Linked DNA regions of Homo sapiens: all the other regions are linked to region 1. A link is a loop called in an ENCODE intact Hi-C map of the cell type or tissue named here. Cell type or tissue: IMR-90. All regions are shown on one strand. Region 1 overlaps LINC01104 (long intergenic non-protein coding RNA 1104). Region 2 overlaps AFF3 (ALF transcription elongation factor 3). Region 3 overlaps AFF3 (ALF transcription elongation factor 3). Region 4 overlaps AFF3 (ALF transcription elongation factor 3). Region 5 overlaps AFF3 (ALF transcription elongation factor 3).

Evidence for each region. Peaks named below come from ENCODE experiments on the same cell type or tissue, not always from the same donor. Only the 100,000 strongest peaks of a DNase experiment are listed, where the experiment ranks them.
Region 2: a loop joins it to region 1, with 5 times the contacts of the local background. A loop is called at or near these places in 5 of 110 quality-filtered maps.
Region 3: it touches region 1 in a loop (5-fold over the local background); 2 of 110 quality-filtered maps call a loop at or near these places.
Region 4: it touches region 1 in a loop (9-fold over the local background); 37 of 110 quality-filtered maps call a loop at or near these places.
Region 5: a loop joins it to region 1, with 10 times the contacts of the local background. A loop is called at or near these places in 93 of 110 quality-filtered maps.

What each region holds. Positions count from the first base shown.
Region 1 is chr2:100,240,209-100,245,208 of GRCh38, forward strand. All of the region lies in intron 1 of LINC01104 (long intergenic non-protein coding RNA 1104), which reads left to right. Among named protein-coding and RNA genes, the nearest start is that of LINC01104, 34 kb to the left of the region's middle. In IMR-90, a CTCF peak has its summit at 2,906 (motif pointing left); DNase peaks (open chromatin) are centred at 2,393, 2,873 and 4,853; H3K27ac peaks cover 748 bases.
Region 2 is chr2:100,011,325-100,016,324 of GRCh38, forward strand. The region is part of intron 4 of AFF3 (ALF transcription elongation factor 3); the gene reads right to left. Among named protein-coding and RNA genes, the nearest start is that of AFF3, 130 kb to the right of the region's middle. In IMR-90, a CTCF peak has its summit at 2,671; DNase peaks (open chromatin) are centred at 147 and 2,727; H3K27ac peaks cover 4,643 bases.
Region 3 is chr2:99,878,299-99,883,298 of GRCh38, forward strand. All of the region lies in intron 7 of AFF3 (ALF transcription elongation factor 3), which reads right to left. Among named protein-coding and RNA genes, the nearest start is that of AFF3, 260 kb to the right of the region's middle. In IMR-90, no CTCF peak of the experiment used is centred here; DNase peaks (open chromatin) are centred at 883, 2,083, 2,533 and 3,813; H3K27ac peaks cover 4,460 bases.
Region 4 is chr2:99,725,308-99,730,307 of GRCh38, forward strand. AFF3 (ALF transcription elongation factor 3) reads right to left here. Exons shown (of 25, transcript NM_001386135.1): 11 at 1,770-1,821. Among named protein-coding and RNA genes, the nearest start is that of REV1, 240 kb to the left of the region's middle. In IMR-90, a CTCF peak has its summit at 679 (motif pointing right); no DNase peak of the experiment used is centred here; H3K27ac peaks cover 1,681 bases.
Region 5 is chr2:99,557,331-99,562,330 of GRCh38, forward strand. AFF3 (ALF transcription elongation factor 3) reads right to left here. Exons shown (of 25, transcript NM_001386135.1): 21 at 3,035-3,106; 22 at 1,545-1,638. Among named protein-coding and RNA genes, the nearest start is that of REV1, 70 kb to the left of the region's middle. In IMR-90, a CTCF peak has its summit at 1,935 (motif pointing right); a DNase peak (open chromatin) is centred at 1,961.

The sequences.
Region 1 (5,000 bases):
CATAAATCTGCCTGTGACATCAAGTGGCATGCTAGAAAATATTATGAAATATGTCTCGAAGTCTATTACAGCCTCCTCTGAGCATTTTATATAAATCTTTACCTGCAAGAACAGTTCAGGGATAGAATCCGGACTCCACAGAAGACCAGAGCCTTTTCTCCGTGGCAGTGACATATTATTAGCATAACATTTTAAAAAATGCAAACTAGCCACTGGAGTTCCCAAGGCCTGCACCACCTTCCTAAGAAACAACATGTTTTCCATTCACACAAACAATCGCTGCCCTGGTCCTCGGCCCTGCACCGTGCTAGCCCCATCATCGGCAGCAACCCAGCTCCTGGGGTCAGCGGTGTCCCCTCCTACCAACTCCTGATGGCTGGCTTCCTCCTCACTCCGCCCATCCTTCTGAGAGGAGCCAGTCTGTGCCATGCACCTCCCATCCTCCACCATGGCCCTCTTGTCTTTAGTGACCAGTGAGTGATGTGCAGAGCTAGTTCATCGCACAGGCATCCCGCAGGCATCCTCCCTCACACGCGCCCATCTTTATTCTCTAATCTCTTCCTCCTTCTCATTCTCTTGTGACTCAAAGGAGTTTCTCCAGGAAAATCTCTTTCCATTTTCCATCCCTCTCTTCCTTCTGTTTGGGAGCTAAATACTAACCAAAATCAGGGGCGAACAATGTGGATGTGGCGTTGGTGATCATAGTGTATTGAGGAAAAGCACACACCACACCCGTGTTTTGCTGGGGAGGTCAATGCAATGATGCTCCCGGGCCTTCCATTTCTAAAGTTCTGGAACAGACCCAGAAGCACCTTTCAGTCTCAGTGCTGTCTCTAACGACCTCATTCCTTTTCTCCAAGGAAGCCTGCTTTCCTCAAGCGCCAGCATCCATGATGAACATTAAACATACTATTCTACTCCAGATGATTCCTTTTCTGTTGACTTTCAACGCAAGAGCCTTGATGTTTTTCCCAGGACAGTTTACTCAGAAGGGGGCTCAAGGTGTTTGTGGACTTGACTACAAGCTACACTAGTCATTGTTTATTCATAACACTCTTTCTATGGAGAATTGTGGTCTAAACACTGACCCGTTCCCCACGGTGGTCCGTGCTTGTGTGGATAACATCTCTTGTAACTCAACCCAGCTTCTGCAGCCTCACCACTGGGGCAGGAACCAGGTCCCATCTGGTGGCAACCAGCTTCACCCCGGAGTGAAGAACTGACAGTACCCTGCCTCAGGACCTCCCTGTGATGCCCAGGTGTGGGGCGCCTGAAACTGCTTCACATCCCTGTCACCTGGGAGTGCAGCAGAGTTCATACCCCGGAAGGAGCCCCTTGACCTGGGAGGCATGAGAGGGGAGTCATTGTGCTCCCTGGTTTCTCAATTGGCAGGTTCAGAAGATTCTTGAGAGCATCTATGACTGATTGTGTTGCCCAATTCCATAATGCCTATCCTCCCTGCCCTCTTTCCTGCCCCTCACTCCTACTGTTGGGGATTGCATCCCTGAATAAACCTCAATCCCATCAGCCCTTGTCTTGGGATGTACTTTAGGGGAAATCAGGCTGAGACAGGGTGTTTCTATGCATTTTCTGCTATAAGCTCATAACCATGGAGAACCAGGCAGGAACATGGCTTCTCAGAGCAGTGCTCCATAAGTGTGGCAGTTGCTTCATTTGGGTCCTCTGGGTGCCCGAACTAGAACTATATTCATGACGAACCCCAGAAGAGTTTTAATTAACGTGAGTGTCCCTAAAGACAATGAAAGGAATAGTTAGTATCTTTGCTCTAGAATGAAGACAAAAGACAGTTTGTCATCCAGTTGACTTCAACATAACATAAAGTCAGCTGTAGGTAACACAGAATGCTTCTGATATTAATGTTCAATTCCTCACACCAACAAACATGAGAACATCATTCACTGCATATGGAAAAGGTGCTATGTCTGTCCTGAGCTGGTCCAGACCACCTGCATTTCTCATTGCCTGGGTCTGCCTTTTCTCCTCTCTAGATTTTACTTACCCTGCAAAGCTTGTGTTGGGATGTCATTTCTAGGATCGGGTTTAGGCTGAGCCCCAGGGGTTTTACTGGTGGGACTGTGGAGAAGGCTTGATACCCTGCAGTACTCTCTGGAAAGTACCTTCCTCCGTTCGGAATCCCTGAGCTGGTGCCCCTTGCAGCCTGCACAGCTCTGGCCTCTCGCCGTGGATCTCATGGCCTCTGCTGCCAAAACTAGAGAGGAGGTTCATCCTCTGTCTCTTTGTGGAGAAGAGTCATTTGCTGACTGGGTGCTAGCTGAAAAGGGACTCCCCACAGAGCAAGAACAGCTGTCCTCTTGCTTCATGCACTCAAATTCCCTCCGTTGGGCCGCCCTGGGGATGCGCTGTCGGCCACCTCCTGCCTGATGTGGTGTGGGCTGCCCATGAGATGAGGCAGCTGTCCAAGGTGGGTGATGTGTGCTCAGACCTCCAGGAACCGGCGAATGAGGCCTCATGGAAAGAACGTGAGGTGGCGGTGGAGGGGAACAAGAGTGGGGAAATCCCTCCAGGCGGCCTCCTGCACCCCCAGGCTCTGGAGACAGCCTTCACTGGACGCTGGAATATCAGATGGGGTGAAGACAGAAAATGCTGTGCTGGCCTGGCCCTCCCACAAACACTCCAGTTTCACGGGCTGAAGAGGGTAAGTTGTGAATTCTGTTTCTTCAGGAATAGAGAAACCCAGATGCCAAGACCTGGAGGAGGCAGGAGGCTATGCTACTGTCTCCCCCACTTCTGGAAAGCACTGTGTGAGGTTTCCTCACCCCCAAAGGACAGGCCTGGCTTGGGCTCTCTGGAAGACACTGGCTGAAGGCCGGAGGGGGTGGCCTGGCTGTTTCAAAGCAGGAGAAGCAGGATGTGGCCTCAGAGTGCCACCTGGAGGCAGAGGCGGTGTAAACATGCAGAGAGATGCAGGCACAGGTGCCCCAGGGACAGAACATTCCTATCTGGACAGGGTCTGTCCTGCCCTCTGTCCCCACCTTCATTCATCTGCTCTGAGGAGGCCTGGGAGACCCCAACCTCACACCTTCAGCCTTGGACAGGCTCCAGCGGGGCCAGGGCCCTTCACCCGCGAGGGCCCAGGGACCACCTAGATGCAAGGAGAGCCCAGCAGGCCCTGTGCTCTGCCAACTCTTTCTGAACTTTTGTTTTCAGTTCTTTTCCTCACAGTCTTACCAAATGTTTCCCAGCCCCACACATTCTTAGACCTCAAGGAGGAAATGCTTATTTTTGTGAACTAAATCAGCACAGAGTAAGTAGGAAATCTCTATTTCTTAACTCAAATCTTATGACCTCCCTTGGTTCTTCTTTTGAGGAATCTACATTGTATCCAGCTACATGCATGTGTTGTTAGTTCCCCAGCATAATCATGGCCGGCTCAGAAAACATGATCATGAATCCCTGGTTCTAAAGTGTTCTCAGGTGCTTTCTAAATACGATAGGTCTTGTCCCCAGGAGAAATTTAATGCACCCATCTCCAAACTAACTTAAATACAGTTTCAAAACGTTGATGAATCACTCCTCTCCCCGGTTCATCTGTGGATGGATTAAAAGTCTATCTCTGGGCCGGGCACGGTGGCTCATGCCTGTAATCCCACCACACTGGGAGGCCGAGGCAGCCAAATCATTTGAGGTCAGGAGTTAGAGACCTGCCTGGCCAATATCTGACTGTAACTGTGTAAGAAGCCCTGAGTGGGAACCACCTATATAAGCCCAGGCAACCAACAGAATTATGAGAAATAATAATAAATTATTGCTTTAAACCACTGAGTTTTAGAATGATTTGTTACACCACTACAGATAACTGGATAAATGTAGTTCCCACTCAGGGTTTCTCACACAGTTACAGTCAGAGAGTGGCTGGGGCTGGAACCATCAAAGTCTTCCTTATTGACTTGCCTGGGCTCTGCTAGGGTGGCAGGAACAGCAGGGAACTGGTTGGGTATCCCTCTCTCCACGCTGCCTTTCCATGAGGCTAGCTTCAACTGAATTGCTATTGGGTTTTCAGTTAACTGAGGGAAGGAACAAGGAAGGATTTGCAGGGGGATCAAAACTAATTTAGGCTGTATCCCAGGGTGGCTCCCTCATCACAGCCTTGCTGGTCATTTCTCTGGTCATATCCTTCCTTGACCTCTCTAAAAGAAACACCTTCACATTTTAGGAATGGCGAAACCCTGTCTCTACTAAAAATACAAAAAAAAAAAAAAATTAACCGGGCATGGTGGCATGCACCAGTAGTCCCAGTGACTTGGGAGGCTGAGACAGGGGAATTGCTTGAACCTGGGAGGTGGAGGTTGCAATGAGCCAAGATCACATCACTGCACTCCACCTTGGGTGACACAGCGAGACTCCGTCTCAAAAAAAAAAAAAAATCTCTCTGTCTGTCCTATGCCCGAGGGTGAGGTACTGCAGCTGGTCCTGAGGAGCTGGTTCAGTTGTCTATAGCGGTAGAACAAATTATTCTAAAACTCAGTGGTTTAAAGCATAACTTACTATTATTTCTCACAATTCTGTTGGTTGACTGGGCTTATATAGGTGGTTCCCACTCAGGGTTTCTCCCGCAGTTATAGTCAGAGGGTGGCTGGGGTTGGAACTATCAAAGCCTTCCTTACTCATTTGCCTGGGCTCTACTGGGGTGGCAGGAACAGCAGGGGACCAGTTGGGTATTCCTCTCTCCATGCTGCCTTTCCACGAGGCTAACTTGGGCTTCCTCACAGCATGGTGGTCTCGGATAGCTGTACTCCTTACGCAGCCTCTGGTTTCCCCGGGCATGTTTTCTGAAAGGTCTGGGCAGAAGCTCAAGGCTTCTCATGACTCAGCCTCAGAAAACCCAGAAAGTCACTTTTACCTCATTCTACAGGCAAAGGCTAGGGCCAGCCCAGAATCCAGGGGATGAGGACTAGGAATTTGACTCTTTCAGAGAATGGAGGAGCAAAGAATGTGTGACCTTTAATGTGTGTCTTTAA
Region 2 (5,000 bases), 230 kb before region 1:
TACATAGCAGGGACTCCCACACACATGCTTGCTGCCCTCAGTCAGGTCAACCCAACCAGACACACAAGACTGGTGTGATGCACGAAGTGGCCTCATGTAAGATGGAGCAGGCAGGTGGTCATTGAGAATGATTTCTGGGCTTCTCAGAAGGCCCCCATGCCCAAAATAATACCTCCTGCATCTGCTGGCTGATGACTGAAATTCCACAACTAGAGAGTCATTCCTCTGGTTTAAGATGTCTTCACCCCTGCAAGAAATATAAACACCACAAGAAGCTGAAACACTTTAAACCTGATTAGCCTTGAGTATCTTAGCGTGCATGAGTCTGTCAGCATATTTTCCAGAAGCCGAGGGGAAAGAATCCAAGATCCCGGAGGGTCAGAACGGGAGGCAAGCTGAACAAAGGAAGGGACAACAGTAGATGCAGCCATGAAAACAGATTCATAAACTCCACTTATTTTTCAGTGTGGCTTAAATGTTTAAGACAAAGGCAATAGGATAAAAACCAAAATTAATTAGGCAGATATCAGACCCAATACATTTCCAGGGTCTGGGAGTTATGAGTCATGTCCTACTCTGAAAATGTTGGAGGTGAGAGAAAAGATGCTCCTCTTTAACTAAACCTGCCTCATCCCCCAACCCCTTTAAGCTGAAGGATACCCCAAAGCACTCCAAGATGCTTTATAAAGCATCCAGATTGCTAGATAAAATCCACTAATGAAGTTCTACCCGCATAACCAGCCTACAGCTCCTACTACCAAGAAGGAGTGAACACCCTCAGGACCACTTACTCATAATCTTCTAATAGAAATCCACTAGTCGTCTTTTCAGGGGCCTGCCATCATGCTCGTGCCATGCTTCCACACCATAAGATGAACCCAGAATGACTCAAAATGGCAACGTCCCCACTTCTTCAAAGGAGAGGAAAGGAAACTCAAAAAGAAAGGCAATGCCTTCCCTTTGGTTTCTCTCCTCCTTCCTTGGTGGGTAGCTCTGTAGCCTCCACTGAGCTGCTTCTTAAAACTAACCTACCCATTCCTTCTCTTTAACTAGAAGCACAAGCCCCCCACCACATATCATTTCATGGCTAGGGAGCTAAAATGTCACTTGCTTAAAGCAGATGTCACTGTAAGAGAAAGGCTGGGCTTCCCACCCCCTGTATCTCCCTAAGTGTCTGAACTCTCACCTTTCTACCAATACTAAATGTTTTGACTCATAAAGACAGTAGCTTCTCGACAGTGAGCCCCCATCCCACTAATTACAAGTGAAAATTGTGCCGGTGCTCACCAGCCTGCAGAGTGCCTTTCTCTTCATCTCTTGCCATGAAAGCTTAGCCCTCTTCGTCCCCCTGCCATTTGAGCAATGTGAAGATCATGCTTTAAAAGCAAAGAAAGCTTTCGCCTGACAAGCTGAAAGTCAGGTCAGCTTCCCCTGGGATGGCTGACTTAGGTCTAAGAGAATTCCAATTCCCGGCATGCCAACATATACATTAAACTCAAAATGTGTTGCACGTTATGAGTTATGTTTCTTTGTTACTAGCAGATGGTAAAAATTTCTATCATCTGCAAAGTTGCTCCTATTTCCATAAAAATTACAAAAATCACATTCCTCAAATGTATGTCACCAAATGTATTTATTTATTTTGCATGAAAGTGGAGGTAGCCAACTGCTTCAATATTATTTATCATTTGTTGCAGATGCATAACATTCCCAGAAAATAAACCTTTTTAATCAACTCCTTTTAAAGGGCCTATTTATTTTTAGAATTAAAAAAAATAGCAAATAAAAAATGTAGTGAAAACATTTTTGATCATTTCTCACTTATTTGTTTTTAATCTATAAATTGCGGTATCTTGTAGAGCTCCAGCCAAGGCCAATTATGGTGGTTAAGTAGAAATAGACGTCTAAACATGAAACTGTCATCATTTCCAAAATTCATCTATTCTTGATCATACGGTAACAGCATGAAACTAAATAAAAGTAACATCTATGAGCCCGATGGCTTTTCTCTTCCATTGAGCTCAAAACATTTCACCTATATGTCCCTTAATTATCCTCACAATGCCCCTTGGAGAAAGACACTGATGGTGAATATTATGACTAGGTTAACTCTTTTAAAGATCAAGAAACTTAGGATAAGAGTTTGATCATCAAAACAATGTCATAAAGACACACTGTGTAAAAGGAACAGCAATGTCCAAAGTACCTTACTCAGCTCTGCCCAGAGAACAGGAGCTATCCTGGAGCCAAGAAGTGGTGGCACCTCTTAAACCCTGATGTCTGACAAGCCCAGTAGTGAGAAGTAGTTAACATGAGCCCCAGAGGCAAAACAGGAATAAATGAAATAAGGCAAGCTATTTCCCAGTCAGACAGAGAGAACCATAAGGAGAATTCTGGAATAAAGTCTCAGCTGTTATAATTTTTTACAGCCCCCAACTGACAAAGGATAGAAATCAGTCTCTTTCCACAGCTCACACACAAAGCAGACCTATGTAACCTAGAATTGTGGAATGGAAGATAGAGAAGTGAATAAAAAAATAAAAAATGATAAGATTCTAAAGTTGCCCAGCGAGGGCTACTGATGTCACTATTTTTATCAAGTGCTACCCATTCATTAGCCTGCTCCAATCTCTCCCTAGGCTGCCCTACTGGTGAGAAAGGTGCTGGAGCCAGGACAGCCTGCCCTCTGGCTGAGTCACAGGTTGATTCAGCAGACCCAGCCAGCCAGGGGGGGATGACCTCCTTCCCACTGCACTCATCCACATGCAGCCTGATGAAATCTGATGAAATGCAGTTTGCTTGGAGCACTCGCTCCAAGCAAACTGCATTTCCCATGGAGGAGACTTTTAGGCAAGGGTATATGAAGCCAATTGTATCCCTTGACTAGAATCATCAAAATGTTTTATTCTTATTTTTAAAAAACTATCCAAACTACTGATATGTCTCCAGGGTTGTGGGGAGTCTAAGAAATAAGCAAATTCAAGGAGAAGAGAATGAACCACCTCTCACCTATCTTTTGGAAAAAGTTATCATGTTTTGCATGTTTTTAAAATACAGTCCTTTTCAAATAACAAAAACACAATTCACTTTCGTCCAAAAGCATTTTCTGAATACCACTGTGTCAGATACTAGGGAGACAGGGTCGTGATTGAGCCATCCTGCTGATGAGAAGACAACAGTCTGGGGCAAGGAGAATGGGGAAAAGGAAGAAGGGCACCAATTCACAATCAAACAATGTGAGCAGCCTGTGGTCAGGGCACTGGCAGGGGTAGCACAAGGAATCAGCATTGTTTCCTGCAGGAGACCAGCTTTGAGCTTGAGAAAACGGCAGGTTAAGGAGATGGAAAAGAAGAAGGGCTTAGAGGTACAAAATACATGGATTACTAGTAAGTGGCCTTTGGGAGTATATTCAGAGGCGGTTATGTTACTCTCTCCATACCTCCATACCACCTTGCTTCCTTTTTTTTTTTTTTTTTTTAGACGGAGTCTCACTCTGTTGCCCAGGCTGGAGTGCAGCAGGGTGATCTCAGCTCACTGCAACCTCCGCCTCCCAGGTTCAAGTGATTCTTTTGCCTCAGCCTCCCGAGTAGCTGGGACTACAGGCATGTGCCACCACACCCAGCCAGCTAATTTTTTTTTTTTTTTTTTTTTTTGTATATTTAGTAGAGACAGGGTTTCAGGACGTTAGCCAGGATGGTCTCGATCTCCTGACCTCATGATCCGCCTGCCTTGGCCCCCCAAAGTGCTGGAATTACAGGCGTGAGCCACTGTGCCTGGCCCACCTTACTTCTTTAACAAGGTGGAATTCCTCATTTAAAGTTTCATTTATGTGGTTTACCCACTGCTAACCTATCATTGCTACCTCACTCTAAACAGGTTCGTCTGATCCCTTCCTAAGAGCAGATTTGGTTTGGAGCAAATGCATGAAGAGTGGATGCAGAGGACACAGAGAAACACTCTCCCCCTTTTTACAGTTTATATCAGGCTGCCTCTAAGCAGCCTGGCCACAGAGAAGACAATCTTTTCAGATACTTTGAGACCTGACAACATGCTAACATGCTCCCTGGGCATGGACCTGGAGCCATGAGGGTGAGGAGGAAGAAGAAAAGGCATAAGGAGGAGAGAAGAACGTTCCCCAGAAACTCCCCTGCTCTCCAGAGCAGCAGCGTAAGCACTGTGTATAATTAAGGAAATTTAATCAAACACTCCAAATTTATAACAATTGTTTTAAATTTAATGAGTCAAACTAATTAACATCTCTTGTTATTTATAAAGCAAATGATAAAAATTAAAAATTGTTTTTTAAATTAGAGTAAAGCAAGGTTGCTGAAGTGTACTTGCAAATTCCCTTCTTAATCTATAGACATAGCTGGTGGACTGAAAGGCAGAAAGACAGTGAGCATGGGACAGAGGCAACTCAGACAGAGAAGGTGAGGCTGAAGGTAGAACGTGGTAAAAAGGCAAGAATCTCCCAACTGGAGTCTTTTGAAGCTCTGAGTTGTTGTGGTTGTGATGCTATAGGTGCGATGGTGGTGATAGTGGTGGTGGTGGTGATAGTGGCAGCAGAAGTACTGGCAGTAGTGTTGGTGGTAGTGATGGTGATGATGGTTATGATGGTGGTGGTGGTGGTGATGGTGATGATGATGGTGGTTATGGTAGCAATGGTGACAGTAGTGGCAGTGAAGGTGTTGTGGTAGTGGTGGTGGTGGTGGTGATGGTGATGATTGTGATAATGGTGGTGATGACAGTGATGGTGATGGTGGTGGTAGTGGTAGTGATGGTGGTGGTGGTAGCAATGGTGATGGTGGTGGTGATGGTGGTGGTGGTAGAGGTGCTGGTGGTGGTGGTAGTTGTGGCGATGCTGATAATGATTGTGGTTGTGATAATGGCAATGGTAGTGGCGGTGATGGTGGTGGGGGTGATGGCAGTGGTAGTGGTGGCGGTGGCAGTGGTAGTGGGGGTGATGATGGTGGTGGCAGCGATGGTGACAGTGGTAGTGA
Region 3 (5,000 bases), 360 kb before region 1:
TGGGGAGAAACAGTTCTTGCAATGGAACGCTCTTCCCTGCCTGATTAGACTTAATCAGACTTTTTTGTACTTTAGGGTCAGGGAAAATTTTCAACCTGTAATCATGTACTTATTGGGACACACTAAGAGTTCATGATGGATTTTTAAACACCCAGAGCCTTCCAAATTAACTCAAAGTCTCATGATTTCTCCCTTTAATATGTTACTTTATAACAAGTAGATTTTAATAAAAATTAAGGGAAAAAAATTTCAGGTTTCTGCCAGGAGGCACTGACTTGTATTTCTTCCAAGTCTCATGCTCTCTGGGGGTATGCATCTACTGAATTCATAAAATAAAAACATAGTAAATGGTAAATGTAAATGTAAGAAGAGGTAAGACATTTCCATCAATTCCCTAAGAAAACTATCACCAAACTCTTGATTTGGAAATAATGAAGTCTCCCAAGTAAAAGTAAAAGGAGGGTTGGCTAGGGGATTCCCAATGCCTGCCAACAAAACCTGGTTTAGACTTTCTGTTTTAGAGCATTCTGGCCAATAAACTTCACAGAGATTTAAACAATAGCCCTTTGGATTCACTTTGGATTCCTTAAGTCCATGGACTGTCTTTCAAATATCTAAATGAAACTAGACAGAAGTTAGAAAAAAAACAACTAGATAACCCTAAGGCCACAAAATTAGGTAACTTCAGAGAGAAGATGTCAGAATTTTTTTATGTGCATCAAGTCTATACTCATGGGCAGCCCAGGAATCTGCGGGTAAGAAGCACTGAAGTGATAACTCATAGGGTTGAAAAAAATTCCGGAGCTGATCACGGTGAAGGAAACATAAAGCACGCAGTTCTAAAACTGTTTTCCAGATTGTATTCTTTAACAAAGATACCTATTATTTATGCTTTTGAAAAAAGTCAGTGACGTCCCTACACAGTTCATAATGAGTTCTGCAGATTCATGGAATTCCTTTCTTGAAATCATTTCCTTTCCCTGAACTTCTATGTTTATACCATCCATAGTATCACATCCATCTTCCAGCTTATTTAAATTCTGACTGTGAACAGGGACCATGTTTGTATCTTCTGGGCTGTGCTCATCAACTTCCTAGTAGCTCCATAAACGTGTATAACAACAATATTAATAATATTAATGAAGCACTACATTAAAAACTACAGCGTGTGTATCAGTATTTCTTCTATTTCCTTGAGGTACAGCAAGCAACCTTTGTAGAATTTCTCTATCACCTCGTGGGTAGGAGAATGAAAAGAGTTTCTCTGTCAAGATGATTTGGAGCTTTTGGATAGTTTGCTCCAAGTCAACAGGGTATAAAAGAATGGTCCTTATACTCTTGTGTATTTTGCCAAAGGCAGCAAAATAAATTAGTCATCATTTCACACGTGGCCAAGTTCACAAACCATCACATCTTGCCAACGTGCCCAAGGACCATATCTGTGCTCTGCGACCTAAATACAGAAACCCTAGTCTTAATGTCCACCACTTTCTTGAGTATTTTATGTCCTTTTTGATTACTATTAATGTCCATGGGAACAGATAAAGTAGCTACAAACTCTTTTAACAGGTATGAGTATCAGCTATCACTGTAACTTTCATTAAAATATAAAAACAGTTAAAAACCAAACAGAGCATCACTTTTTAATATTATCTAAAATAACAATAAAGGTGGTCAGATGGTTACGTGTTCATTTAATTGCTAATGAAGCCAGACCAATAAGTCAAAGCTGGATTCCCTGTAGAATATCGATTTGAAGTATTAGCAGCAAGGATCGTTTGGTAAGACAGATTTAAAATAGGAGTAAAGATTTTACTTTCCAAGGATTCATCTTTGAATTCTTGTGGGTGGTTGTTTTATTTCCAGCCTGCTAAAAACCATAATATCACCTGAAGCAAGCAGGCATGAGCCTGGAACGGGAGTGAAATGACAACGAAACATTTGTACATGTTATTAAAGCTAATGAAGCAAGACACGCACTGCCTGGTTTTGTGTCACGCGCCCCTGGAGAGCCCAACTGTGTTCTGGGGCTGGCTGTGGCATCTCCCCAGGATATGGCTCACCCTGAGGCCTCTGATTCAGCGGCAGAGCTGTTTTTCCCCTCGGGAAAGACCAAACAGACACCTGACCTTTTATAAAACCTCTAGGATGAATCACAAGTAAAGTTCTTTGGCATTCTGAGGTGGTGGGTGGAAATCAAGGCTTGACAGGCGGCCATGGGATGGGCAGCGTGGGCTGGCGCTATGGGCTATGCCATAGCGTGGAGAATCCCTCACACTAGGACCCCTGGCCTGCATGTCATCTGGCATCCAGAACTCCCACTCAATTTCCAAAAGGTGCTACCCACCCTGGAAAAAAATCTAGCCCACTGAGTAGCTGGGAAAATCCACAGCCAGGGAGACAGATGGCTCAGGAAGAAGCAATCTGGAATAATAGTGAGGGTGTGGGAGTTGGAGTGTAGGCTGGGCAAGGAGATCAGAGAGGAAAGAACGGGCATCTGTATGTGGCGACAGATGACGGAGTGCTGTTTGGGACGAGCAGTTGGAGGAGGCAAAGGAAATGGAAGTAATGTACTTATGCATAAGGGCTGTATCATAATTAGGAAAATTCCCCTTCTGTCTACCCCGCAAGTCCCACTTGGTTCAGATGGGGGCAGACAGCAGAGAGCACTTACTTCACGGAGGAAGCAGAGGCTACCCGCTATTCCAACAGGCTTTCTATTTCTGATAGAAACAAATCCAAACTGAGCTAATTTGTGTACAGCTGCAGGCAATATAAACACGGCTATTTAGAATTCTTTATAGAGTATAGGCCTTTGTACTCTATACTTCATGGAAGTTAATAAGTAGGTGTCAAACTCTGAATTAAAATTCCCAGAAGAGGACACAGCACAAAGGACAATAAAAATGATTTTTAAATAATCATAGGGATAAATAGCATCCACTTCTGACAAATGTAAGTGCTGGCATAAAATGTTATTAGGCTACAGAGATTGTCTTTTGTTCAGGAAGTATATTTTATTCTCCTGCCTCATCATTCATCATCCTAATGAGCCCTCAAAATGTAAATTAAATAGCAAAGACGGATTCATTTGAAAAGCATCTTTTCAAAAAAAAAAAAAAAGCTAGGTGTTAAACCATTTTTTCTACTTTTATTCTATATATTGTTTCATTTTTTCATTGAAAAAAAGCCCTCAGTACTTGAACACTTTATGGGGTAAGTTCATGCAATTCATATTTTCAGTAAACAGTTCATTCATTCTCCAGTACTATGGGATTGGTGATTTGAAAAGAAAAAAAAAATCGCATTTTAAAATGGTATGCCCTGTAAATGATGTTTGATCCGGAAAATCTGAGAAACCTGTGCACGCATTCACTTTTTTGTTTTATTCAGAAGTGATTTGGTCCAGGGAAACCCTCAATGGAAAAGGATTAGTGAAAATTTCAAACAGCTTTAGTTTACTGAACTGAATGCATTAATGGCTAAGCAAACACCAGTTCAACCATTAATGATAAAAGAAGAAGGTCATGAGCCAAATTAGTTGCAATTTCTTGTTATGTATTGATAAGAACATTACCCGTTCCTATGATGAATAGAGAAATCAGGGTTTTGTACTTGACCTGAATTTATGCATGAGCACACACAACAGAAGTGACTGAACAGCTCTGCTGGGGAGGCACCCAGGAAAAACACGCTGGGAAAGGAAAATAGCAGCAAATCATGTCTCATTTTGGCATGATTGGTCCTCATTTGCCTGTCTCTCTCTCTCTCTCTCTGTCTCTCTCTCTCTCCCCCTCACTCTCCCCACCCTCTCTCACTGCAACCCATAAATCATTCTTCGCATTCTTTGGCTGTTCCTGCTTATGTGAGAGAGCTCAGCTCCCAGCTCTCTGTGGGTGAACATATATAAAATGAAGACACAAGTAACTGCACTGTTGAGGTTTGCCTGATGTCCAGGGAACAGCCATTAATCTGCACAAGGGGGTTTCAAAAGCCCCACTCTGCCGAATAAATTATCGTTAACCAATCTAGGCATTCTAAAGACACTATATTTTTATGAGGTCAAATGTTGCAGAAATATCCCAGAGGGAGGGTAGAAACTATCCAGCTGTGAAAGAAGCTAGTGACAGCACTGCACAGAAGCCTGGGGGGTCCTGCAGTGGCTACAGACCGGCTGCAGCCCTGGCTGAAGCACATCCTCAGTCTGCCTGGTTCATGAGGACTGCTGCATTTGGGAAGCACTCATCCCTCACAGCAGTGCCCAATGCAGGCTCACCTCTAGAGAAGGGGCATCTCTCTTGGAAGGTCTGGCTGATGAAAGAGCATATCATGACAGACAGGAGCTCATGGTAAAGCCTGCATAATCCACTGGCCATCCTGTTCCAGTTTACTTACTCAGTTATTTTTAATGGAGAATTTTCTTTTTAATGTGACAGAACTGAACTCAATGCAAGGCTCAAGGCTGTCGTCATGACAGTTGCCCACATAAAGAAACTGTAGTCTGGGCCCAAGGCATGGCCCTAGCAATTTCCCAGTAATGCACATTTTGACGGGCACATCAATTGGTTTATGATGTAAGAACAACACTAATTAGTGAGGAAGAAGCCAATGTCCTGTGTTGATAGGGCCCGGTGCAGTTTAAGTGATGAAGTGAACGTTACTTCTAACAAAGGAAAACAAGGTATTATTCTGCACAGATATTTAACTCTGAAGAAGTGTTGAACAATGATAGATGTATTTTAAAGTGGAATTGAAGCTTCATCCACAGTTTAGGAAGAGAACTGGCTAGGATATCAATAAATTGTTTTATATTTGACCCCAGGCAGGAAAAACAACATGCAACCCAGGGAAGGGATGGTGCCTTGCTGTGAAATATGTGCATTTTAACCTTTGCAATATGTTAATAATTAATATGAATTCACACCAATACGATATCTTCATAAAAACACAGAACTCTCATGTATAAAACCTTTCAAGTATAAAAGAAATAAGCTACCCCC
Region 4 (5,000 bases), 510 kb before region 1:
GGTACAGAGTAAAGCAAACCAGTGCTTTTAGGCAATAAACTTTTTATTTTTTTATTTATTATTTTTGAGACAGTCTTACTTTGTCACCCAGGCTGGAGCACAGTGGCATGATCCTGGGTTTAAGCTATTCTTGTGCCTCAGCCTCCCGTGTAGCTGGGATTACAGGTGTCTGCCACCACACCCAGCTAATTTTTGTATTTTTAGTAGAGACGAGGTTTTGCCATTTTGGCCAGGCTGGTCTCAAATTCCTGGTCTCAAGTGATCTGCCTGCCTCGGCCTCCCAAAGTGTTGGGATTACAAGCGTGAGCCACTGAGCCTGGCTGGGAACGGACATTTTAGAAATACGTAAGGGAAGGAGAACTTTAGAAGCACATCCAACTGCCTTAACCAAATGGGTGCCTACTGAATGTGATTTTTAACTATGTAAAATTAAATGTAGGATGCTAGTCACTTTCCAACATACTTTGTATATTCTTTGTCAGTCTTTAAAATAATTTCATTATTGAGAATTTGAAAAAATTGTTTCTACAATTAAAACTTTTATAAAATAATTTATTAAAAAATACAACTTCCCCCAAATAGCTTACATTCTGGTTGCATGAATTTTTATGCAGTTTCTACTGTTACTCAAAAGAACTGAATTTTCAATGATTCTACCCTTTTCAGTTCTCTAGAATGCCTCCAGATGGCATTAAAAGCCTTTCCCATTATATTTTACAACACAAAAAAATTAAAAATTAGTAACATTTTAACCATTTAAGACCAGTCACATTCATTATAACATCTGAAAGCAGGACAATGGAACTATTTAAACTTTTAGGGAAGTATCTTAAGAAAGACAAACATATAATCATATCTCTTATGAAATACACAGCTCTCCTATTCAAGCCAAAGGATCTTTCTAGACAAAGAAACAGATTTTGGACAAAATAAGACACTCAGTATTTTACCACAAACTGATTTCCAATCAACAGCACTTAAAAAATGCTGTTTTTTAAAATCCTGATCCCCATACAGATAAATTCACAAAGCCTATCTTATAATAAGAAAACACATGCCACTGCTCATAAGTGATAAAAATAAAGATTTTTAAGGAGCAAACCTGTTATTGACTCTTATGGAACTAAAATAAAGTCACTTGTTAGCTCATGAATTTTTTAATTTAAATGTTGGTATATCAATTTGGCATCAAATTAATCAGTAAAAATATATTTGGATTCCTTGAATATTGAGAAGAAACAGACAAAACATAGAGTGAGGAGCACATGTTTTATAAGGGCCTTTTCTTATGTTTTTAAAACTGCTTTTGTTAATTCAAAAAAGAAACTCTTGAGATTCCAGAGATATCGATAATTGTGCTTTTCACATAATTCCAAGGTGAGGTTGCAGATGGCAAGCTTCTGAAATGACCTTGTTACTGCACAGCTGTGTGGGACAGCATACCTCCCAGTTTAAGTGTGAAAAGTTCTGCAATTCTTAAGATGATGCTGAAAGTCTCCAACCAAATCCCCCCAGCATACATGCTCAAATCTCATTACATTTCTACTTCATAAAGAGAAGCATTTGCATTTTTCAAGATTCCTCTTACTCTGCTAAAGCATAAAAAATGCATCTGCACCCAAAGCATTTAGAAAGACATTATCATGAGAAAAGAGAACCATGGGCTTCCTTCCATCATCATTATTACTATTACAAGATACTTGCACTATCTCATTTTATGAGGCATATTTAAGAACAGGCATCTCTGATAGAAAATGAAAGAAACTTACGATGTATTCGATGTGCCATTGTCTGGACTCTCTGGCTCTGCATCACCTTTCTCTTAAAAAGGAAGCAGAAAAAAATACCGACATATGAGTCTTACAGTCTTTAAGATTTAAGAGAGATTAAATATATTTCCATGCTCCTATTAACAATCTTTCAAAATGTGTAGCAGGAGGCTTTTAAAACATCTTTTATTGTCTGAGAACCGGATTTGCAAAATAATTTCTTTTCTGCAATGCAACTGCCCAGGCACAAATCTGTGAGTAGGTACTGAGGAGCTATTTGCAAACAACCAGAGGCTTGGAGTGGAGACTTTGCCAGAAGATGAATATCTTACAGATGGAACCTGTTTCCTTCCACTTCACTTTACAGAAAATTTCAGGAAATAAATCCATTGGCATTCTATATCCAAGGCACTTTGAACTTTGATTGCTTCTGCTAACATAAGCCAAACCAGGTCAGGCTGAATCAGAACTTGGAGGAAAGAATTTTTTTTTTTTTTTTTTTTGAGGCAGAGTCTCACTCTGTCACCCAGGCTGGAGTGCAGTGGCACAATCTCGGCTCACTGCAACCTCCACCTCCCGGGTTCAAGCAATTCTCCAGTCTCAGCCTCCCGAGTAGCTGGGACTACAGGTGCCTGCCACCACACCTGGCTGATTTTTATATTTTTTGTAGAGACAGGGTTTCACCATGTTGGCCAGGCTGGTCTCGAACTCCTGACCTCAAGTGATCTGCCCGCCTCGGCCTCTCAAAGTGTTGGAATTACAGGCGTGAACCACCACGTCCGGCCAGGAGGAGAGAATTTTTACTGAACACTGAGGTTGCACTGTAGGTCCCAAGATCCCCCTATTTTATACCCCATAGAGAGCCCTGGTGGCAGGTTTTGGGGCCCCTAGCTTAAAGCAGAATGAGATGTAAACCAGAAATCCTTTCTGACCATCTGAAAGGCTAGTTAAGGAAATGCTTCTGTGGGCTGTGATCACTGAGGAATTAACGAGTTGTACGTAGTTGGGGGAGCTTGGAACCAGTTCACTTCTTGTAGTTTACAGTAGGCTTAATGTAATTCCTAATCCTTAATCAATTGGTGGTTTGAACCATGCATCCTCATTCTGTAAGGAGTTTCTTTGTATTTCCTTGAGGCTTGGAGATGGAAGAAGTCACTGATAACTGAGAGCGTGGGCTCGTGTGTTTCCTGATGGTTGTGCAGAGCCAATACACCCCAGAGAAGGCTGTGAGTTGCAAGAAATAGGACTGTGGTAGTAACTTGGTTTGCTATGCTCTTTCAAGTCAGGCCTGGAGATCTCTAGAATCCCTTGGTCTACTGCTCACGTCCTTGGGCCCACACATTGTACCATACCCCTTTTGTCAGCTGTCAACATTAGCTTGTCGTCACCTAGTCCCAGGAATGACTCCCTAAATTACATAATGAACATATCCCAAAGGTATTGCCCAAACTGAACTCAAAAGCAAACTTTATATGTCCTTCTCTTTTTCTTATAGGAATAAACAGTTGTGAGAAAAAGAAGACACAGTTTCTACAGTTCGTACATCTATCTCAGACATTTATCCAGTGCCAGAACAGCTATGAGGGACTTTGGCTAAAAGCTGGTCAGATGAGGGGGAAAAACAAAAAAGCCACAAAATCTATTTTAACTGCCTTGATAACAAACATTGATTAGGCAGGGCCTCAATACATATAAAACCATGTTGGAATAAAGGCTAAAGTAGCAAATTAATAAATTTGCTTTAAAGCTCATTCTTGTATATTTTCTTTTGTCTTCCAGGCAAGGTCTGTGGTGCACTCATTTAGGAGGCAAATAAGGCCTGTTCAACTGGTTTCAGTGCTGGAAAATAATTTAGTACTTTGCAGAAACATTTTTTCCATGGACTAACCACAATCCCTCTTGTAATCCTAAAATAGAGAGTTATAACACCTGCATTATATAAGACAAAACTAAATGGAAGTATATTTTTTTTCTCAAATATATGGATCCTTTCCCCCAACCTGCTTTAATTTGGTGAAACTGGTTACTTTCCCCAGTCTCTAGCCTGCAGTAGTTACCACATTCCATCTTAATGAAGAATGTAAAACAGCAGGCTTGGAAGCAGCAGGCAATGGTAAAATTCCCAAACAATTTATGTCAGAAAACAGGAAATTGAAAATAAAAACGAAGGCATTGTTTGGATGTTTGAAGAAATATGTTTTGCCTTGACCAATCATGCTGCCCAAGTCTTCAGCATGGGGACAGATGCGCAGCTGATTATCTTTGCTCTTAGCAGCACTTATGTTGTGGCAACAGGGCAAACAGAATAGGTTCTGGCAAATAGGAAGGATATAGTGGGGCCAAACAGGACATGGTGAACAGTCTGAGAGGGAGTGTTCTCAGCAAATTCAGTGCTGATAATGAATTTGCCTTTCTGGGGGGAAAAGTAAGCTGGTCAGGAACGAGATGGGATTAAAACTATTTTTGTCCTTCAGAAAGAATAAAACACAAAGCTTCCCCCACATCTTGAAATTTTAGGTGATGAAATTTCTGAAGTTAACTTGAAATGTTTAAGTGTATACACCACTGAGAATTATGGTCTCTTTATTAGGACCCAAGGGAAAATGATGAATGTAATGGAACATTCTAGAACATTAGTACAAATTTTTTTTTTTTTAGTTGGGTGTGCAGGAGATGTTTCCCACCCCGCCCCCTGCCCGCCCCACCATCCAAAGACAGCTGTCTCCAGGGTCCTCCTGTTTGTGTCAGCTGTTTTCATGATGGATATTTCATGATGGACCAATGTTTCACACTGGTCTCTTTGGGAGGGAATCTGCATTGGTCATTAATAAGCTGGGTGCAGGGAAGCCATTTTACATGCGGAAATACAATTACAGAGAGGAAGAGGGGAAAAAATGAGCCACGGAAAGAACTATATATGCAAATATATATGCATATATGTAAATATATGTAAAATCTATGTATCTATGTGTATTATACACTTTCAATTTGACAGTCCATATTTGTCTGGCTGGGCCTTCCACATTGCCTAACATACACTAGGTGCTCAGTATGTGTCTTCTGTTCTGATGCCCTGTCACTAATACAGAATTCCATGCTGCAGTGGGAAAAGATGCTTAAGGTACCCTCGCCAGTGAGACGAAATATACAGTTTGAGATATGAAACAGCTTGCTGACTCCAATAGGTCACTTAAAAAATTATAACAGTTACCTTTTTAACGCAATGTACAG
Region 5 (5,000 bases), 680 kb before region 1:
GTGCAGTGGCGCCATCTCTGCTCACTGCAACCTCTGCCTCCCGGGTTCAAACGATTCTCGTGCCTCAGCCTCCCTAGTAGCTAGGATTACAGATGCCTGCCACCACGCCTGGCGTGTTTTCTACCCATTCTGTATGTATTAGTGGGCTGCAGAGAATATTAAGAACTTGTATCCCTTAAAAGTTTGTTGTAGCCCCTGGCGGCTTACAGAATTCAGCTTCCTTCTTTATTCAAGCATTTTCCTTGACTGTAATAATTCTCTTTAGTAGTAGATCTTACGTTCTGGATTTTTGAACACTATTGATGTTGACTTTAGGCACCTGAAGGAAAGGGAAGGCTCAGTGCTGGTTCTTGTCCTGAAGACACAGGACGGTCAATGGGCTGAGAAAGTGATGTCCATGGCCTAGCACCTGGTTACTCTACATGCACAATTGGAAGGCAGTGTGCTGAACATACCCCAGGAACCCCCAGCACAGCCTGGCCATTAGAGATCACCTCTAGAGGAGGTTGGGCATGAACAGATCTCAAATGATGGTTGTGTATCTGACAAAGGGCTGTTGGAGATAGAGACGGCATAATTTCTAGTTTCTATAGATAAACAGAGAAGAGGACCAGAAATCTCAAATTAATTATTAATGTAAGGTCGACCTCACAACAGTACATCAGCGAAGGCTTTTAAAAATTTATTCTCCCAGTGAAAATAATTTCATTCCCTGAGATAAGTAAAAGGTGGCATGGTTTGCAATTTTATCCCTATAGCTACACACTGCTATCTACTGCTTCTGAGTTCTAACAAGCCATCTCTTACCATTTTAAATAACGCCATTAAAAATTAAATAAGCTACTAGAGACTGGCTAAGAGGGAATGGCTCTAAGGGGTTACTTCTAAGGAAAAGAAGCTCTAAGTGAGCATGAGGAATTTATGTTAGCTATAAAGATGAATTTCCTAGGACAGTGGAACGAGTAACTGGATCTTCTTTCTCTTGAAGCCATAAAAATACCTGGACAAGGCTGGGCGTGGTGGCTCACACCTGTATTCCTAGCACTCTGGGAGGTGGAGGCGGGGAGATCACCTGAGGTCAGGAGTTCGAGACCAGCATGACCAACATGGTGAAACCCCATCTCTACTAAAAATACAAAATTAGCCAGGCGTGGTGGTGTGCGCCTGTAATCTGAGCTACTTGGGAGGCTGAGGCAGGAGAATTGCTTGAACCCAGGAGGCGGAGGTTGCAGTGAGCCGAGATCGCACCATTGCACTGCAGCCTGGGCAACAAAGAGTGAAACTCTGTCTCCAAAAATACATAAAAAAATAAAAATAAAAAAATAAAAATACTTGGACAAGAAGGCAGGGAGATACATTAGATGGGCTCTCAAAGGTCCATTCTGAGGCCTGAAAGCCACAAGTGTGGCATAAATGGGGTTACCTTGGGGACCAGAGGTGACCTGCATTAACCCCAAAGCAATGGAGTCTACCAGGTGCTTCACAAATTTGACAGGGAGACAAGTGAAATTAAGGAACAATTCTGCTCATTCACTAGACAGTACCTTGAAATAGTCGATTAGTGCTTTTGAATACTTTACAGCGTGGTCCCTTTTGAGTCGAAACATCCGCCAGTACAGGAGGGCCAGGCATCGGTAACTGCAGGCGAAAAGAGAAACAGGCCCAGAAGCGGCTGAGTGCGTCGTGCGCAAACAAGACTTAAACATTTTTGTTGTTGTTCTAAGGTACTCAATAACAATACCTTGTTTCTACATAGGAAATCTTTCTATACGTGCATATAATGTCTGTGAGGGAACATCTTTTGTCCAAAAATAGAATTCAAAATTCCAAGAAGGTATTCCATAAATACATTTATCACTAGATAATTTTACAGCATTAGGTGAATCACTCTGTTGGGTCACAGGGGCCGGCCGCTTCCTTCTTCCACCACGAGAGGGCGCTGTCTCTCCACGAGAGGCGCGAGGTAGCTCTAGTACGCAGCCTTCACTGCTTCGCGGGCGAGCCCCGCTCTGCGGAAAGGACGACGCTGCCACCTGATGTTACTGAACTATAAGCAGCTCCACTAAAGTCACAAACATGAATGTACTTTATAAACAACAAAAACACTATGCTGGGAATAGGTGCCATCATTATAAACAACAAAAACACTATGCTGGGAATAGGTGCCATCATTTTATTATTTCCTATAATATTTTGTATACTTATTTATATATCAGTATTCTATCTTATATAATCATATTATTGTCATTTAGTGTATTATTCCAATATGGGACTTAAAGTTTGAAAGGGGCACAAAAGGCGTTTCTGAGACTTATCCTCTCTTCCTTGGAGCTCTTCACTCAGTTATTTGCTAACTCGGATCTGATGCTGACATCCAGAATACCAACATTCTGGGTGCAATGGCACCATCTCCTCCTACCAACCAAATCCAGGACAGGTAACAATTTGAGACCTTTTTTGTGTCTGTTGCTGTTATTATTATTTTTTAATTCAACTGTCTTTATTTCACTGCTTGGTAGACATGTATTCTATCAACATTCTCTGCCTTCCACCTACTGATGAGTAAGAAAGGGCTGACAGGTAAAGGAACTATAGGTTACCCGATCGTTCCCTTTTTTCTGTGGCATCATTTTCAAAGTAAGCGGCTGCGCCGGGTGCGATGGCTCACGCCTGTAATCCCAGCACTCTGGGAGGCTGAGGCAGGCAGATCACTTGAGGTCAGGAGTTCAAGACCAGCCTGACCAACATGGTGAAACCCCATCTCTACTAAAAATACAAAAATTAGGCCGGGCACAGTGGCTCATGCCTGTAATCCCAGCACTTTGGTAGGCCTGTCGATTTTCAATCACTGTGAATTCAGATCATGTATAGTACGGCAGCAAAAAATGGTCTGGACTTTCCCTGGTCATTAGAACTGCTCTGGGGCTTTGTATGTTAGAAGACATTGGGCAAACACTATGCCTTTCAGCACCTGGTTTGCCAATGATGGCATGCGAGGCTGGGGCTGCTATTCTAAGCGGAGATGGGCACTCACCATAATGCAGCCAGTTGTTTGTCTTCTGGTGTGGCATTGGGGCCTGAGTGGGTTTTTAGTCTCATAGCATACCTTAGAAAAAGCGGGGAGGAGGAATAGAATAAAAAACATAAAAAGCAAAGAAATAGTAAAACTAGCTTTTTTATTAACAGAACTTCTATGATGGTAGTTCTCCCTGCCTGATCCTTAGCTTTTCATAGTACTTGCTGATAATTCTTTCTTAAAAGCTAGCTGGTGCTGCTCCATTTTCCCAAGTATTACATTACTGTGATGACTAGAACAGCTACTTTCTGCTCTTTAACAGTACAAGTTCAAATGCTACAGATTGTCGGGAGTGATACCAGTTCAAGAACTATTCATGTATATGCTAACATGTCCATTTTTCCACATTTTGATTTATGGCTGAGTGTCTGACAGATGGAGGTGAAGTTCTATCCTTCTGTGCTTACCTCCAGAAGAATTTCCATCCTGGGTATGCAGAGGAATGCTTAGATTTACCCCTCTTTCTTTGTTATGTAACTTTTACTTTGACAGCTACATAAGTGTCCTGAGTACATTTTTAATCTCTGTTTGCTTCTACAGACAGATACTACGAGAAACTAGTGGCTTTTATGGACTGCACTTAATTCCATTTATTTTTCTGAACCAAGGGGACTGTGGCCATTGCTTTCTCCCAACAACATACCAAATTACATATGCAGACTCTTTGAGAGAGCTGAGGCAGTATGTGTAATGATCAGATTGTCCTAGGTTCAAATCTCAGCTCAGCGACTTATAAGTTGTAAGTGCTTAGACAAATGTATTAACATCTTTAAGCCTCCATTTCCTTATCTATAAAATAAGACTAATACTGCCAATCACATAACATTGTGTTAAGAATTAACTAAGATAGCGTTTGTAAAGCTCTTGGGATAGTTGGCTGGCTTGTAAATTGCTCAAGAAACATACTGTTATCATCGCACTATCTCCTCAACATGCAGACTTGTAGCATTTTTCAGTGTTATCTCTTTGCATAATTTTTACAGCGGTTGCTCTGGATTTTACAATATACATGTAATTTATTGGTATCAACATTTTATCACTTTGGGATAGTATGGAAGTCTTACTTCAATTTAGATACCTTTACCTTCCCCACTTAAAAATAGCATTGTCTTGAGTATCAGATGGTGGTATAATTTTTTATTGTTTTGTTTTGTAGCAGTGGGGTCTTACTATGTTGTCTGGGCTGGTTTCAAACTCCTGGCCTCAAGCTATCCTCCCAGCTTGGCCTCCTAAAGTGCTGTAATTACAGATGTGAGCCACTGTGCCTGGACTGCTGGTATAATTTTTGTTTCAATCCTCAAACCTGGTTTATAAACTCATAAGGAGTAGTTTATTGTATATATATCTATGTGTCTGTTCTTCCTTCTTTCCCAATGCTCCCATATTCCTTCTTTTGTCATTTTATTTCTGTTTGAGAAACTTCTTTTAGCCAGTCTTTAAGGGTGGGTCTTTTAGAGACACATACTTGTACTTTTCCTAAATCTGAGGCTATCTTTATTTCCCTTCATTCTTGAAGAATAGTTTCACTGACTCTAGAATTCATGGCTTCACAGTTCCTTCTTTGAACCCTTGGAAACTGTCACGCCACTCCCTCCCAGCCTGCATGGTTTCAGAGAAGCCTGCTGTCATTCGAATTGATTCTCCCCTGCAGATAATTATCGTTTCTCCCTGGCTGCTTTCAGGATATTTGGCCTTTAGTTTTTGGAAATGTAATCATGGTGTGTTTTTGCATGCATTTCTTTGGGTTTATCTTATTTAGGTTTTTCTCTGCTTCTTAAATCTGTAGGTTTATGTCTTTTGACAAATTTGGCAAGTTTCAGCCATTATTTCTTCAAATACTCTCTCAGTCCTACTCTCTATTCCTCTCCTCTGAGACTTCCATGACACAAATGTTGGATTTTTTCTTATTGTGCTTGAGGCTGTG